Linked DNA regions of Homo sapiens: region 1 is linked to region 2. A link is a loop called in an ENCODE intact Hi-C map of the cell type or tissue named here. Cell type or tissue: endothelial cell of umbilical vein. All regions are shown on one strand. Links, peaks and the distances in the headings refer to the core of each region. The heading gives the core; the rest is flanking DNA.

Evidence for each region. Peaks named below come from ENCODE experiments on the same cell type or tissue, not always from the same donor. Only the 100,000 strongest peaks of a DNase experiment are listed, where the experiment ranks them.
Region 1: it touches region 2 in a loop (4-fold over the local background); 5 of 110 quality-filtered maps call a loop at or near these places.

Annotation. Positions count from the first base shown.
Region 1 is chr12:29,225,027-29,233,892 of GRCh38, reverse strand. All of the region lies in intron 1 of FAR2 (fatty acyl-CoA reductase 2), which reads right to left. Among named protein-coding and RNA genes, the nearest start is that of FAR2, 80 kb to the right of the region's middle. RefSeq lists an enhancer at 4,353-4,998. In endothelial cell of umbilical vein, for the core only: no CTCF peak of the experiment used is centred there; DNase peaks (open chromatin) are centred at 4,902 and 5,272; H3K27ac peaks cover 427 bases.
Region 2 is chr12:29,154,018-29,162,883 of GRCh38, reverse strand. All of the region lies in intron 1 of FAR2 (fatty acyl-CoA reductase 2), which reads right to left. Among named protein-coding and RNA genes, the nearest start is that of FAR2, 9.2 kb to the right of the region's middle. In endothelial cell of umbilical vein, for the core only: no CTCF peak of the experiment used is centred there; a DNase peak (open chromatin) is centred at 5,233; H3K27ac peaks cover 1,379 bases.

The DNA.
Region 1 (8,866 bases), core at 491-8,490, 71 kb before region 2:
GAAATTAGACTGCAGTCAGTAAGATTAAAAGCAAGTGAAGCTGTGGAAGCTCTATAACAGGATAACTTGTTCCAGAAGCCTAGCTCTGGAGGGAAGAAGGAGCTAGAATGGCCAGAGGAGGTTTGTTTATTTTTATGCTTTGAAATATGAGAAAGACTTAAATGTATTTTACATTGATCTAAAAACAAAATTAATAATGAAGAATAGGCTCTTGATACAGTAAAGACTTAGAAGCATTGATTAGCAAGAAGAGAAACATGCAAATGCAATCCAGAGCCAAGTTCAAGCATTAACCTATGACACGAGGAGAGACATCTACTAATTTGGTGTAAATACAAATAAATGCATGCAGGCAAGGAAGTTGACAGATGGTACAATTTATCCCTGGGAGCTCTGGATAGATTTCTTGTATTAAGGCTACTATTTTCTTTTGAGGTAGCAATGGATGTCATGTGCTGAAAATGGTATGGAAATTGTGGGTTAGAGGGCTTGAGGAGGATAGTGAAGAGTGAAGGAGTGAGGACTGTGAAAAGATGACCAGGGCAGACAGAAGTATTAAGATTCAGAGTCTATCCAAAAATTGGAGATCATTATTGGCATCAATCTGCATGAGCATGTAATCTTCCACAGCTGTGCCTGGTGTGCATAATCAGGTGCAGAGAAGCTGGACATTGGAGTCCTTCCAAAGTTTGGATTCTGGAGGTAAAATAGGGACGGTAGCAAGAAAATGGAGTGTATGGTTTAAGAAAATGGTTTAGGAGAATGATTAAAAATTATGTCACCTGGGCCAGTTAGAAATGGTATTGAAGCCAAGAGGGGACTGATAGATTGAGAGAAAATGAACAGGGGCAAGAGACTGGAGCACTGAATAAGGTCAGAGAATAAGTATGGTGATCACAACACAGAAAGCTCTTTTCAGAAGCAGATCATTGCTTGAGAATGAGATATTGAAATTCAAGATTCCAGAGTTGAAGCAACTCTGGGTGACAAGGTCCATAGTGTGGCCAAGGGAATAATTTTCCCATGAAGAGTGGGAAGGGCACTCTGTGTGTGTGTGTGTGTGTGTGTGTGCGCGAGCGCGTATGTGTGTGTGTGTGTGTTTGTTGGGTCACCTGAATCAGTGTGGCAGGATTTGCAATGAAGAGGAAGATAGGGACTCAGGTGCCAAAACTATGAAAGACTATACAGAGAAATAACCATGATGTTGATGGATGACAGTGATGCTAAGTAGACTAATAATCAGATGGCCTGACCAAAAAAGATGGCTGGAGGTATAATGTTCAGGATGCAAGAAAATGCTGAACACCCTCTTGACAATGAAAAACAATGAACAACCTCTATTTGATATAGCTGTAGTGGGAAGTCGTGTCCTAATGGATAGTCAATTTTCAGTTAAGGTAAGGAGGTAAAAGATCTAAGGGACTTCCAAGAGCATGATGGAAAGATTAGCAGGAAGAGAAGCAATGGGGTGAATATAACATGAGGAAGGGAAGAAAATTAAAAAAGAACATGAAGATGCGAGTGGGGGAAGGACAGATGACTAAAGAAGTTTGTAATTTGGATATTGGCCAAGGGTGCAAAGGATGTGAGACAGGAAAGAACCAGGATAAAGCTGTTTCAGGGTCAACGCAGACCTCAGGAGGTGTTAGATGCTGACGATATGCACAGGCTGAGGCCTTTGCTCTAGTTTTCAAGGGGAAAGTTGGTGAGAAAATGTCTCTGAAGAAATGTTAGTCTGGGATTGCTACCAAATAGTTCAGTCTTGGGACCCTCATCTTATATTGGAAACTGCACTTGTTCTCTCCTAGGGATCAATTACACAATCCAAATTCTGTCCTTGAGAGACTCCCAACCCCTTTGAGATATGTTCTTTTTCAATTTCATAGGCCATAATATCATGCTTATCTATTCTCCAAACATTTGAAAATCTACATTGCAAAAGTTTCGGGATGTGCATCTAACTGTGCCCAGTGTTCCCACAAATACTGTCCTGTTGCAACCTCTCTTATATGACAGTGAGATTCTTGATGGTGAGGATTGTTTCTTTTTTGTTTCTGTATCCCCAGAACTTCAGGATGTCCATAGTGCATGGTAGGTGTACATTATGTTTGCCAAATGAATGAAGCATACAAATAAATATACTAGTATCTGCACGCATCATTTTCAACAGAGGGAAAAGCTGTTCCTCTTCGTATAGAAGGCTTATGCCCCCACTTACATTTGAATTCCATTCTCTCCAGTCTTCTCAGAGAGCTACATGATTAACTATCCTTTCCCTCTTGCATGTATCAATCTTCCCTTCTAAAAACTATTTTTTCTTTAAGTTTCAGAATGTCTCTCACAAATTAATGTCTCCTGCCTTGACCTTACCTCTGCATTTCAGACCATGATGGGTGCACAATTGCTTATTGACATTTCTACTTGGATTTTACATAGGCATCTTAATCTTATGACCTTTCCCCTGGTCCTATTCCAGTTTTTCCTGTCTCTATGAATGAAATCACTGCCCATCTTGTTGTACAAGCTAGAAAGCTGAGTCACCTTTGACACCTCCCTCTCTTTCACCTCCATATTGACCCACTATGGAGTCCTGGCATTTGCCTCCTGAATAGCTTCTAATCTTCTGCCTGGTCACGTCTACCACCACCACATGACCTAAGCCACCACAGTGTCTTGTCTGGACTGTTGTATTTCCTAACAAATATTCCTGCATCCACTCTTACTCCTATCAATCCCCAACTCCAAACTCGTTGCCAGACTGCAGCCAGTCCCAGTTTGGAACTCTTAATCTGATACCCCAAACTCATGGATTCCTGTTGCTTTTAGGATGAGGGCTGAAATCTCCAAAGTGCTCCCCAAGGCCAGTGTAGTCTGGCCCAAGCCTGTCTCTTCAGCACATTGGACAGCATGGTCTCCTATGCTTGCTTTGGTCAGATATTGACTTCTATAAGTTCATCAAATATGACAAACTCTACCCACCACAGTACTTGGGATATCTAAAAGGCATCTCTGACTTTACTTGACTCAAAACAATCTCCTGAACTACCCCTCACAGTCTCTTCCCTTCACCATTCTCCCTATCTCAGTGAGTAAGGCTCTATTCTATGAGTTCTTTAATCCAAAGATGTTGAGGCCACCCTTGACTCTCTTTTTCTCACACTCAATTTCCATTCCTTTGGCAAATCCCATCAGCTCTACCTTCAAAGTATATCCAACCACATCTCTGATCACATCTCACCATCTCTGCTTGTACCAAACTGGTCCAAACCATTATTGTAAATGCCTCTAAGTGTTTCTTGCTGCCCTCACCTTTGCAGCACTAACAGTCTATTTTTCATATGTCAGACCCGGTGATCCACTTCTTTGCTAAAACTCTCCAAGGGTTGCCTGGCTCACATGCAAGGCACTGGACAATGTGGCCCCATGACCTCTCTGATTGCATTTCCTATCACTGCTCCTTTTCCCTCTCCCATCACAACACATACTCAGACACAGTGCTGTCTGTTCCCAGAACATGCCCAAGGATGCTCTACTGCAGCTCTCAGCCCTCACTCCTCCCCCTACCCAGAGGCCTCCCTCACTCACAGTTGCATGATCTGCTGCCTCAGCTGAAAGGCTGATCCCTGTAATACCCACCTCACCTGCACACTCTGGACTCCTGTTTAGCTCATCCTTTCCATTTCTTCACAGCACTTAACACCACCTGATGTAGTTTACGTCATCTGTTTCTAGTCATCTGTTTATAGTTTATCTGTCATCTGTTTATTCAGATGACATCTGTGTATGTCATCTGTTTATGACATCTGTTTATTCGGTCATCTGTTTATAGTCTGTTTTTCCTTCAACTAAAACATAAGCTCTCTGTGGGCAAGGAATTTGTTTTGTTCACTGCTGTATCCTCAGCACCAGCACAGTGCCTGAAGTTGTTGAAAGGCTGCAGGAAGAATGAATGCCGTTCCCTTTATCTAGAATGTTCTCCAGCTCTTCTGTGTTTTATCAGCTCCCAGTCATCCTTCAGATGTCAGTCTAAGAGTCACTTCCACAGAGAAGCTTTCCCTGACCTTCAGTATTCTGTCTAATCTGTCATTTAAGCCCTTTCCATATACTCTTTTTTTGTGACCACTTACCACAGTTGTAATGTTATGCTTATCTGTATGATACAATTGATTATGATTATTCTCTTACTGGACTTTAAACTCCATGAGGGCAGGAGTTTTAATTCATCTATCTGCTTTTGCTCATCATGGTTTCCTCTGAAAGTAGTGCAGAGCCCAGCATTTGGTAGACAATAAAGATTCCTTGAGTAAATGAAAAAATGGAGTGAATTAATAAATAAATGAGTTAAGTAACAAATAGATTTGGTCTTTTTTTTTCTTTAGTTTCTTTTTTAAAAACAGACCTAAAGCTTACAATTCTTTGAGTTTCTGACACCTTTATTTCGCCAACCAATTTATTTTTGTTCCTCAACACCACTTAACTTTTCATTTTATTTTCTTTAAATTGAGAGATGAAGTTGTCAGCAGGTAGGTCATGAATTTAAAGCAGGAGTGCTAGAATAATGATTCCCATCTCAGTCACCTGCAGAGCTTGTTTAACAATCAGACTTCCAAGCCTCAGGCCTCAGTTTTTCGTAAGGATCTATTAAGAAAGACCAGATAACTTTCAGGAGCCTCATACCTTATCTTATGTTGTTTCTTTATCCTTAGAAGAATTAAAAGGAGACCATAACTCAGAAATATATCAATTATCAAACAACAGGTGAACTGCAAATTGAAGCTCAGCTTGCCATACTCAGCGGGGAAGACAGGCTTTAGAATACACTCTTTCTTGCATTAAAATGCTTTTAAAAACAAGCATTGTTGACCTAACTGCAAAGAATGTCAAAACTGAGTAACTACAGGAAGAACATTGCTGGGTTTCTGCACGTGAAGAAAATGAAAAACAAAAAGGCCCCCAAAACCTTAAGTCTCCGTGTTTTTCTTCTGCTCAAGATAAAGACATTTTTGGCTGGGCACGGCAACTCATGCCTGTAATCCCAGCACTTTGGGAGGGCAAGGCCAGCGGATCACTTGAGGTCAGGAGTTTGAGACCAGCCTGGCCAACATGGCAAAACCTTTTCTCTACTGAAAACACAAAAATTAGCCAGGCATGGTGGCGGGCACCTGTGGTCCCAGCTACTCAGGAGTATGAGGTGGGAGAATGGCTTGAACCCAGGAGGCAGAGACTGCAGTGAGTCGAGACTGCGCCACTGCACTGCAACCTGGCTGATAGAGCCAGACTCGACTGTAAAAACAAACAAACACAAAAAAGACTGAGTTTCACTAATATACAGAAGGTCAGTAAGGGACATCTGTACTTCAGAGATTATTAAGATCTGCCAGAATATGATGAAAGCAAATTTGAATGAATCATTACAAAAATAATCAATCTTATGACAAGTTTTCTAAATGAAGTTTTAAAAATAATAAAATACTTTAAAATAATAACTTGTTTAAAATTTAAATCTTTAAAGTGACTTTAATTCTAAGAAAGAGTGCCATTTTCCAGATGAAAAAACAGAGGTATCACCCCAATATTGTAAAATAAAAAATCCTGACTTTTTGTTGTTGTTGTTCATTTGTTTCATTTGGAAACAAAGCAACCAACATCAAAGGCTGCAATGTAGGACTATTAGAACATTTTGCTGAGGAGAAGGTAAATTGATTAGTAAAGATAATGAAGTTTGAAGAACCTACTTCTTTTTTTTTTTTTCCTTTTTTTTATTATACTCTAAGTTCTAGGGTACATGTGCACAATATGCAGGTTTGTTACATATGTATACATGTGCCATGTTGGTGTGCTGCACCCATTAACTCATCATTTACATTAGGTATATCTCCTAATGCTATCTCTCCCCACCTACCCCCACCCCACGATAGGCCCCAGTGTGTGATGTTCCCCTTCCTGTGTCCAAGTGTTCTCATTAGAACTTACTTCTTAAAAGGAGAAAAATGGAAGCCAATTTTTTTTTTTTTACCTTAGCAAAGTATACCAATGAAATGTGCAGTTTTTGGTAAGTATTTTGGTTCTAGTGTTAAGTCTAAAACAAGGAAGGCTTTAATTACCCTAAGAAACTAAATGCAACAAAAAAAATCTTAGGAGAAAAAATTTTTCCTGCAGTCAAGAGAATGCTGCTTTTACCGACATTTTCTTATCTCTTATTTCAGTATTCTTGAAAAATTGATTGATTAATAAGGCAATTCTGTCTAGGTAAAACTGCCTGGAGACAATCAGTTGTTATATTCCTGTGTACAGGGCAAAATGACAAAAAGGATAACGCAGGAAACCTTGGGGCAAGTACTGTAAATTACAGAGTATCTGGTCGATGGAGAAGCAATTATGAAAGAAAAAGGACCTACTTCTTCCTCATAACTGAAATCACCCATTCATTGTTATTGACCCTAAGAAAGATGAAAGGGAGGAACGCCTGTTGTTAGGAGTCAAAGAGATAATAAGAAACCATTGAATCAGGAATAGGGGATGAACCATTATTTATCTATATTGACAATGTTTTGCTTCAGATATGTTGATTGTAATGTTTCTATTTTCTCTCAAATTCTTTCTCACAATGTTCTAATAACTTCTTTTAAAATTGCTAGTCAAAATGCCTTAAATAAAATGTTTTACCAGCTCTCAGCATCAAAGGGGTCAAATCTGGTGACAAACACCAGAATCATAAATATAACAATTATAGGCACGTAAGGTGCCCTGCGGAAAACAGAGCATCTCCACACTCTAAGAAATCTCTCATTCCTCCCAAAGATAGAACAAATAATCCCCTTAAAAAGGGGGAAAGTGACATTTGTTTTACATTTTATTTTCTAATCCCATTATTTTTTAAAAGATCTAAGTAAAGCAAGTCTTCTAAAAGTATGATATTCCACCTTCTTCCTTCTCATTGTGTTTTATGTAATGCTCCACCAGGTTATGCTTACCATCTTACAAATGGCTCTAGGTTTTGCTCTAAAAGAATTCAGTGGTGAATTCTTTTTGTGTAATACCATTACACACACAAAAAATGTGTAACACATTGGTAAACATTGGGTAATACCAATTCTTTTCATGTAATATCATCACACAAAAAAGCATGGTTAGAGGAATTTAGAGACACACAGGCTTTAAACCAGGATGGGACTAGGACTAAAGTGATTCCAAGGTGGAATGAAAAAAGTACAAAAATTAAATATCTAAACTCTCTGATAAGATGGGCAGAAGGTTATAAAATATATGACCACCCCACAAGACTCAATCAAATGTATTAGAATTTCATTTTGGAAGTGATTCACCACCATAAAAAAAGTTTGTTTCCCATAGTTTGAAAGAAACTCTTATAATTTAAACCTTTTTTTCTCCCCAGAGCAAATCTGCATATGAATTTTTGCTGTTTAACTGCTTAGAGGTACTTTATTAACAAAGATCTTGTCCCAGGGCTTTGTGAGCCTTCACTATTAAATGAAAAGTACAAGAGTTCAAATTTGAAGACAATTCTCACATCCTATGTTATTAATAAATAAAGCAAGAACACAGCCTGGGCTATAGGTGTGAAGAAGAAAGCCTTCTAATTCTCCTTGCTCACAATTTTTTTACTCTGAGTCAAATACAATCATAAACTAAACTGTATAATAGAACCGGAATGATATCTAACTTTTCAGTGCAAATATCATCCAACAAAATAGATAAGAATCACTAACATTTATTGGGCACTTACTATGTTGCAGACAATGTCCCACACATCATGCAATTATTTTATCATATAATCTTTACAATAACTCCATGAGGTAACATATAAAAATGCTCAGGGCAGAGAGCTTAAGTAATTTGTACGAGTCTGATTGACATCTGATTGCTGGGAGAAAGAGCAAGAACTGTCACCCAGGATCTCTATCTCCAGAGCCATATAGTCTCCTTTCCTGTAAGAAACTAGTAAGATATTTCTGGCTAAGTATTCTCTAGGGTAAAGAGCATGCACTTTCACCTTCACATGTGTGTTATTTCCAAACCATAGTCCTTTGTTTGGAAATGAAGAAAGCTGCAATCATTTTTGAAATTGAAAAAAGGTGAGGCTTTGTGAAGGTGCACTAATGTGATAAACAAAGCTGTGGCAGCTCCAGTGGAGACAGAAAATCATTCTCTTCATTTACCTTCGCTGCTTGTTTATTTTGGAATTTCCAAGTAAGCATTTGCCCCATTGTCTTAGGGCAGCGGAAAGGCTAGGTTCTATATGAGTTCTGATCCTTCTTTGAGGTGTACTCTGACTAGAAATAGTATTACAGAGCTTATTCCAGAGCACCTTCATCCAATTTTCCCACTGGAAAAAAATATGCGAATTTTTTAGAGCATTATGTAATTGGTACTGTCTTGTAACTGTAAGCTTTGATCAACAACAACAACAATAATAATATAGTAATAGTAACAACAATAGCTAACACTTTTTGTGCCAGGCCTTCTGCTAGGGGCTTCACATGTATTATCCCATTTAACCTTTACAATAATCTTAAAAGGCAGACCTCATTATTACAGATAAGACAACTGAGGCTCAAAGAAGTTAAACAAATTGTCTAAACGTTCTTTATTTACAAAGTTAACTAACTGCTTTTCATATTATTTATTTATTTATTGAGACAGGGTCTCACTCTGCCACCCAGATTGGAGTACAGTGGCACCATTACAGGTCACTGGAGCCTCGACCTCCCAGGCTCAAGTGATCCTCTCACCTCAGTCTCCCAAGTAGCTAGGACTACGAGAGTGCACCACCACACCTGGCTAATTCTTTTACTTTTTGCAGAGATGGCATCTTGCTATGTTGCCAAGGCTGGTCTCAAACTTG
Region 2 (8,866 bases), core at 260-8,259:
AATGAATGCGTCAAAGAATGAATGGCCACCTAGCTAATCTTTCTGCCTTCAATCTCTCCTTATTCCATGTCTTCCACCTTGATGAGAGTTGGGGGAACTAATGAGACAGTAAATGTGTGAGTATAATGAAGACAAGTGGGCCTTGTCTTCATTTGCCTTCCTTAATAATAAAAGATAAGCCTTTTGGTTATTTCTCCCCAAATGTTTGGTCAAGACCTTTCCACACTATTAATTTTTTTCACCAATAACCCTTATGTCTAGGATCCAAATTAATTTTAAATTGTATACTTTGATTTTTTAGAGTGATCTATTTCCAAGGGGATGCATTTATTTGTTTTATTTTACTTAATCTATTAGACCAGAAATTAGGTTCCTGCAAGCAGATTAAATGAGCATTTGACCTTAACACTGAACAGCCTAGGCTATTCACAGTCAAAATGGGCTGCAGAAGTCATTATAGTGAGATATGTTTTAAATGACTTGATCCTTAAATGTGTTCATTCTGAGGCATCCAGACTGCTACTGTGTGCCCGTGATTTAAAATGAAATGCAGAATTCTAATGATTAATGTAGAGTCAATTGAATATCCACATGGAAAAACATGTATTTTATTTCTCACATCACACAAAAAATTAATTTCAGATGGATAGTATAACTTTTAGTGTAAAAGGCAAAACAACACAATTTTTAGAAAAGAACATCTTGCTTCATGAGTAGGCAAAAAATACTATGAAGAACACCACTAATAAATTGAACTCTATTAAGATTAAGAATTTGTGTTCATTAAAAGATAAAAAAGAGCAAAAAGGCCAGGCATAGATTGGGAGAAGACATTGACAAAGCACATATCTAACAAAGGAATTGTATCCAGAACATATAACGTATACCCACAAATAACTATGAAAAAGATAGATAACCCAATAGACAAATGAGCAAAGACTTGGGGGACATCACAAGAGAAGATATCCAAGTGGCCAAAAAATATATAGAAAGGTGCTCAATCTTTTCACTCACCAGAGAAATACAAATAAAACTACCATGCCTCACAACTACTCTCTCACCCAAATGGTTAAAATGAAAATGACAGAAAATAAGAAGTGTTGACAAGAATGTGGAACAAGGGAAATTCTTGACTACCACTGCTGGGAGTATTACTTGAACGATCACTTTGGAAAACGCTTTGGCAGATTTATTAAAGCTCTTTGCATAAAGCAATTTCACACCTAAGTATACCCCAAAGAAATGTGTACGTATGTTTAACAAAAGACATTCTCAAGAATGCTCATAGCAGCTCTAGTCCTAAGAAACTCACAATGGAAACTACTAAAGTCTTCATCAACAGAATGCATAAAGTATGGCATATTCACAGTATGGAGTATTACACAGCAATGTGAATGAATAATCTACAAATACACACAATAATTTGAAAGATCTCACAAACATAATATTGAGTAAATAAGCCAGATGTAAAAAAAAGTATTACTATATAATTTCATTTATACAAACTCCAAAAACTGGTAAAGCTAATCTATGTTTGAACTTGGCTAATCTGTGACTTAGAAGTCAAGACAGTGGATAATCTGGGAGGCACTAGGTACTGACTGCCCAGGAGTATGAGGGGAGCTTATAGGATGCTGATAAATGTTTTTCTGCTTTTCTTTTTTAACTTGGAAGATAGAATCTGGGAGGTGTCTGTGTGTGTTAAATGCATTTGTGATATATTCACTTTTCCACACAGATGTTATACCTAAAAAATAATAAAGATCATGTGGAGAAGAAACTCTTGGTGAAGTCAGTAGTCATTACTTATGTTCACTATTAATCCATACCAAAAATATATGTACTTTTTTTTAGTACACAGAAAGTGGTTTGCAGATAGTTTCATCTCATTTTCCATTGTGATAATAAGAAGTCAAGTAATAATTTCCTGGGTGTTATGGGTTGAATTGTTTTATATGTTGAAGTCCTAAACCTCAGTACCTTAGAATGTGACCTTATTTGGAAATATGATCACTGCAAATACAATTAGTTAAGATGAGGTCATACTGGAGTGGGGGGGGGTCCCTAATCCCATATGATGGATGTCTTTATAAAAAGACAGATATACGCATAGAAAGAAGAGGATGTGAGACACAAGGAGAAGACAGCCATCTATTAGCAAAGAGAGGTCTGGAACAGATCCTTCCCTCACAGCTCTCAGAAGCCAACCCCGCTGACACCTGGATCTCAGACATCTAGCCTCCAAAACTGTGAGACAATACACTTCTTTTGGTTAAGCCGCCCAGTTTGTGGTACTTTGTTACAGCAGCCCTAGCAAATGAATACATTGGGAAGACTGAAAGGTTAAGTAACTTGCCTTTGAATACAGCCATATAGCAGGAAGTTAAGTAACTTGCCTTTTGATACGCAGCCATATAGCAGGAAGTGAAGGTGATATCAAGGGTTCTTCTGCACCGGAAACACCCACCTCCCACAGTCTACCTCAATTAGCATCTCATACACTTGGCAAGGCTACTGTAGGGAATGGAGAGCCATGGAAGGTGTTATGCAGGGGAATGACATAATCCTTTCTCTGTTTTGGAACAATGTAATGCTCATGAATCACTGAAGATGAAATATAAAATCCTATGTATCCCAAACAGCTGTACAGTCTCTGTGAGGAATCTTCAGAAGGCATCTTTCCTGAACTGACAGTGGCCAAAGTCTAGAGGACTTCAAGGAACTAAAATGGCCCACTTAATGGCTCCTAAAGCAGTCATTACCCCATGTTGTTCTGGTCATGAATTCTGTGAGAATCTGTTGAAAGCTAGAAATCCTCTCATCAGACAATGCCTGTACTCATCTAGTTCAGGAGAATAAGTAAGGACTTATAGGGCAGATGGTTGGTTTTTGATCTTGCCTCCAGAAATAAAGACAGATAGCTGAAGATAATGGGGTTTTTCCACTTATCTTAGAGGAAGTAAGCAACTAACTACTGATCCTATGCCAAGATTCAACGGTATCATTCTGGAAACTTCATAACTTCTTCACATTGGTTATTTTTGCTCTTCCCCTCTCACTTTCCCCACAAGGATTAGCACTTAAGTACTTAAAACACCAAGAGTTTGTGTCTATCTTTAGATACAGAAGGAAAGTAAAGCTAGAGGATGCAAGCTACGTCTCAGCCAGTTTGAGGAAAGAGAGGACCTGGTGACACAGTGAGTAAACGAGAGGAGAGACACACAAGCTAATAACCCCCAAGCCTTGCGGTGGTGAATCAAGAACATTGTTTTCTGGGGAAGAATTTTCATGATCTTCCCTATGGAATTTTTCATAATTCATTTCAACTCTATTTCCCATCATACCCTCTTTTTTTTTTTTTTCCGAGACAGAGTCTCACACACAGTGGCGCAATCTTGGCTCATTGTAAGCTCTGCCTCCTGGATTCACACCATTCTCCTGCCTCAGCCTCCCGAGTAGCTGGGACTACAGGCACCTGCCAACATGCCCAGCTAATTTTTTGTATTTTTCGTAGAGATGGGGTTTCACCATGTTAGCCTGGATGGTCTCGATCTCCTGACCTCATGATCCGCCCGCCTTGGCCTCCCAAAGTGCTAGGATTACAGGCATGAGCCACCGTGCCCGGCCTCCCATCTTACTCTTATTGGTGTTAAGTGCTTGGTGCTATGGGAAGTCAAGTCATTGACTGGGGCTAGTTAGAAGAGGGAAGAAGGGAAAATAAAGATATATGAGCATTGTATATTTACACATTGGGTATCATTACTGAAAAATTGCACAAACTCCAAGTTGCAACCGGCCAAATATTGCTCAAAGAGTAGGGAGTACTAAAATTTGAGGGCTGGTACTATAACTTGTTTTGCATTCTATTTGCAAAGCTAAACACCCTGCCTGGCACATAGTAGGTACTCAGTAAATAGTACAAATGAATAAATGAATGAATGGAATGGAATTGTCATGGGATTTGCAGTCATAAGATGTGGATACTAGCCTTGATGCACCCACTAACTAGATGTGTGACAAGCCACTTTACGTCTTCAGGACTGGCTTTTATTTTCTTTAAGAGAATTGAACCAAATATAGATATGGTACTTGAACATTCTACAATTTCCAGTGTGAATATACTTAGTTAAGACAAAGCTATTTGCACTCACTACTATGTACTGTAGACAAGATGGTGTGATATGTGCCAACATATAGTATGTCTAGGAGTTCAAGGAAGTCTAATTTGGGAAAAGTTTGTTCTGTCCTAAAAGAAACTGAGACCTAAATTTATCTAAGTGTCATCCTGTGATCAGCAATGCATTCAGCGGCACTTGCATAACCATTGCCTCCGGCAGGACTGCACCAAAATAGCAGAAGGAAAAGAAGGAAGAGGCAATGTCACACTTCTGCTAAGAAGAGAGTTATGGCAAGTACAAGTTGCTGAGAAAGAAGCAAACTGCTCATTTGGATGAAGGAAATTAATTCTTTGAAGCCATCAAAGATTCCTGCAGCTTTGAGAATAGTTTGGTAAGTGGATCTCAATCCCCAGAAAACTCTTTGGTAAAAGAACAAGTGCCCATCTTTTAGATCATGTGCTTAGCTTCAGGGCAGATATGTCCTGAAGGTCTTGTGTAAACAAAACACAAGTGAAATAATATTCAATTCAAAATGAGACAATAGTTACAGTGAAATAGAGAAATACAAAGTTGGTTTTTTTACTTATTATTATTTACTGACATCAAGTTGGTTTCATTAATATTTACTTAATATCTATCAGAAACAAATATTATTTTAAGTAAACAGTTTCTCTTAAGTTTTAGGCAAATTGCTCTATGATTTCACTAACTGAATACCATCCATCTTTAAGATGCTAAAACTATGTTACTTCTATCCATACAACTTTCAGTATTAAATATCCTTTATTGAAAATAATAAGCAAAAATCTTTAATACATGCACAAACACTGACTTGTTACAGTTTCTTTTACTCAGTTTATCCATTTCTTCTGGGCAGATTCTTTTGGTTTCTTGACAATACTGTGCACTGGTGAATCTAACTCTGCTGGAAGTGCTTAAGTGGTTTCAAATATGTTGGGACCAGACACATAACTTAATTGCCATCCTAATTTCCAAGGATCTTGCTTTCAAGGATACCTGGGATTTTTGCTCACTTCTGTGGAATGTGCCCTCACAATGACCTGTGATAAATAGTGCACGATTTTTAAAAAATGATCTAAAATGTGGGGTGTTTTTATAACTATTTCTCATTTCTTGGCTCAGGAAATATTATTCTTGCCTCCTATGGTCATCCTGTTATTCATCAGCAGATGCTACTGATCCAACAGCTTCCCAGCTAAGATGGAAGGATGAGTAAGTGGTTGGAGAAGCCATATTTTTGTCTTTTCTACACAAATTCACAGGGAGGAGTGTTTGCTTTCTCTTCCTCCCTTCAGGTGTGGGCTTCAATGTTTTGGGGCTGTCTCTGGAGAAGCCTGGGAAGTTAAAATGCCTTAAAAGCAAGATGTCCAAAAGCCATAGGGGATACATATTATCAACTGCAGGATGAAAAATGCTTTTGCAAACCTGCAGCAGTTAAGGATACAAAATGATCTAGGACTTCGAAATAATACAGCTAAATCAACAAGCAAATGTTATTCTTAGTGTCTGGCAATTACAGTAAGGCTTTTTTTTCATTGTTTAACCACATTGTTTAATCAATTTTCATTGTTTAATTGCATTGTTTAATCACATTGATACATATATATATATATATATATATATATATATATATATATAAAATGTTCTTTGCTTTAATACTGGTGTTGATTAAAGTGGGAAAATGTCTATTGAATGAAGATGTCACCTGAAACCAGTCCTCTTTATAAAGTTAGATATCTCACAGAAATCTTCCAATCAATATGGCTGGCAATGAGACCCATAATCCAAACTCTGTGATCACACAGCACACCCTCGTCTGAAAATATTTTATGACAGCAGTAACAGAGCCAAGCACCAGGTCTCGAAGGTCTTATTTTCTGACTCTACGTTCCATGGAAATACCTGGACTAGCTATTCCAAAATCTCCCCCTATGCTGTGGCAGCTACTTATGAAAGCCCTGGGGATCCTCACGCCAAAGATTCTGATTCAGTAGGTTTAAGGTGGGGACAGAGAAATTTGTATTTCTGTCACCCAAAATTGAGGCTGTCACCCCTAAACTACCACTATTCATATAAAAGTGTGCATTAATAATAAAAAAAGATTGGCTTCATTATTGAAATAAAAATCAGAGGCGACTACTCATAGGAAATCCAATCTGCTCAGAGGTAATAAAATAAAACAGTTAAGTTATATTAGATTTAATTTCCCCCTTACCTCTGGATGCCGTAGTTTTATTTATCTGAGTGCCTATCCTGTATATATGAGTTCAAATGTTTGAATAAAATTTACAAGTGATCACCTTTGCGACTGTCTTCTGCTCTTTACATGGGCATGTAGCGTTAGCAACACCAGCCATCAACAAAAACTGGCATTGTCACGACTCCAATGCCAAAAATAGTTTGTTTCATTTTTAAAATTAATATTATTTTAAATTTACAAGTTATAATTTCATACATTCAGAGGATACAGTAGCCATCACTTATCTTTTTTTTGGTGAGACATTTGAAATTTACTTAGTTATTTTTAAATGTACATTATCATTGACTATAGTCATTCCGCTGTGCAGTAGATCTCAAAACGAATGCCTCCTGCCTAACTGAAAATTTGAACCCTTTGACCAGTAACTTCCCCCCACCTCCCCACACCCTGCACCCCTACCACTTTTTGCCTTCAACCTCTAGTAACCACCATTCTTCTCTCTACTTTTATTTATGAGTTCAATATGTTTAGATTCCACCTAAAAATGAGATGATGCAGTATTTCTCTTTCTGTGCCTGAATGCCAATAATGTTTGAGGACCTACTAGGAAGTCAATTTAACTATTTTATTTCTATCCCCTCATAAATTAAATAAATGAAAAACAAAACAATTAAGATTACCTATGGCAGGTGAGTTTCATAGCCTTAGAGCAGGGGTCAACAAACATTTTCTGTAAAGGACCACAAGGTAAATATATTAGGATTTAAAGGTCATAATAATTGATTGGTTAGGGCACTAAAGCAGTCATAGCCAATAGGGATGACTAGACGAATGATACAAGCTGTTTTCTGATAAAACTTTATTTATAGACACTGAAGGTTAAATTTCATATACGTTAAATTTCCTATAATTTTTCCCATGTCACAGAATATTATTCTTTTGATTTTTTCTAAGTTTTAAAAATATAAGAACCATTCTTAGTTCAAAGAATAAACAAAAAGGCAGGGGCCAGATTTCAGCCTTGGGCCAAAGCTGCTGACCCCTGGGCTGGAACACAGAGCTGATGAAGCCAAGGAAGAATTCTACAGCTGTGTGAACCTGTTTCTTCCATTATGCTCTGCTGCACTGTTCTTTGGCCATAAGTTGCATTTCTGCTTCCAGCCTACCACCATGCAAATGCATGGGGATCCAGGAAGTGGATATATGAGACTCAAAAACCAATGTTCCTACAGATGCCCTATGTAGTCACACTGTATTGCCCTGCAGGGGATGGCTTACAAAGATCAGATAAGGCCCAGGCCTACCACGGGACCTAAGAGGCCCTGGGGAGTCTTCCCCATTGTTTATGCCTCAGGTCACATGTATGAAACAGAGACTTCACAAAATGTATCTTGATGAGGTCCTGCAGAACCTTGCCAAAGAAGTAGAAATGAAAAACAATTTTGCTTTTAATCAGACTGCAGATCCTGTTTCTGAATATCATCCACAGAGCAGGGTTGTTTTCATCATCAACTTAATGCCTATTAACAGAGTCAATTCCAGTCTCCCGCTTTCCACCAACTAAGTAGGATTAAAGAGATGAGAGAAGCTTATGGTTAATAGAGAACTGTAGATGTTAAAAGGTTTAATCTATTAATATAGGACAGCATTTCCCAAAGCGTGTTATGCTGAATGCTGGCTCTCTTAGATGTTCTGCTGGAAAAGCATTTCAACGTCAAGTTTAGGAAATGTAGCATAAAAGATCTCTCTTTTCTTGATTATTAACATGCATTAGGACATGCATGCTCTGAGGATTCCTGCAATAAAACTGGTTAAGTAGGGGCCCAGTGCGGTGGCTCACGCCTGTAATCCCAGCACTTTGAGGCAGGCGGATCACAAGGTCAGGAGATCGAGACCATCCTGGCTAACACGGTGAAACCCCGTCTCTACTAAAAATACAAAAATTAGCCAGGCGTGGTGGTGGGCGCCTATAGTCCCAGCTACTCAGGAGGCTGAGGCAGGAGGATGGCATGAACCTGGGAGGCGGAGCTTGCAGTGAGCTGAGATCACACCACTGCACTCCAGCCTGGGCAAGAGAGAGAGACTCTGTCTCAAAAAACAAAACAAAACAAAACAAAACAAAAAAAAAAACAAAAACAAAACCACAACTGGTTAAGTAGGTTAAATCAAGAGTTTCTCAAAGTCATATCATCAGGGAAGCTTTTCTTCCTTTACTTAACTGTTAATATCCCAAGAAAATAATAATTCATAGACTGCAGTTTAGGAAAAACTGCTATAGACAAGGCAGAGGAATGACAGGGTTTTAAGCAGGGGAGTAAATTATGTTTTGGAATAATTATTTCGGAGAGGATCAGATCTTTCTTCCCTAATTTTTCTCATTTTAGGAAATTACACCATATTCCATCTATGTGCTCAAGTCAGAAAGACAGGAGCTATATCTGTCATGCTGATAACTTTTTAAAAAATTATAAAATGCAAGCATGATTTTAAAAATCATTCAAACAGTAGAGAGGATAGTATGAAAAGC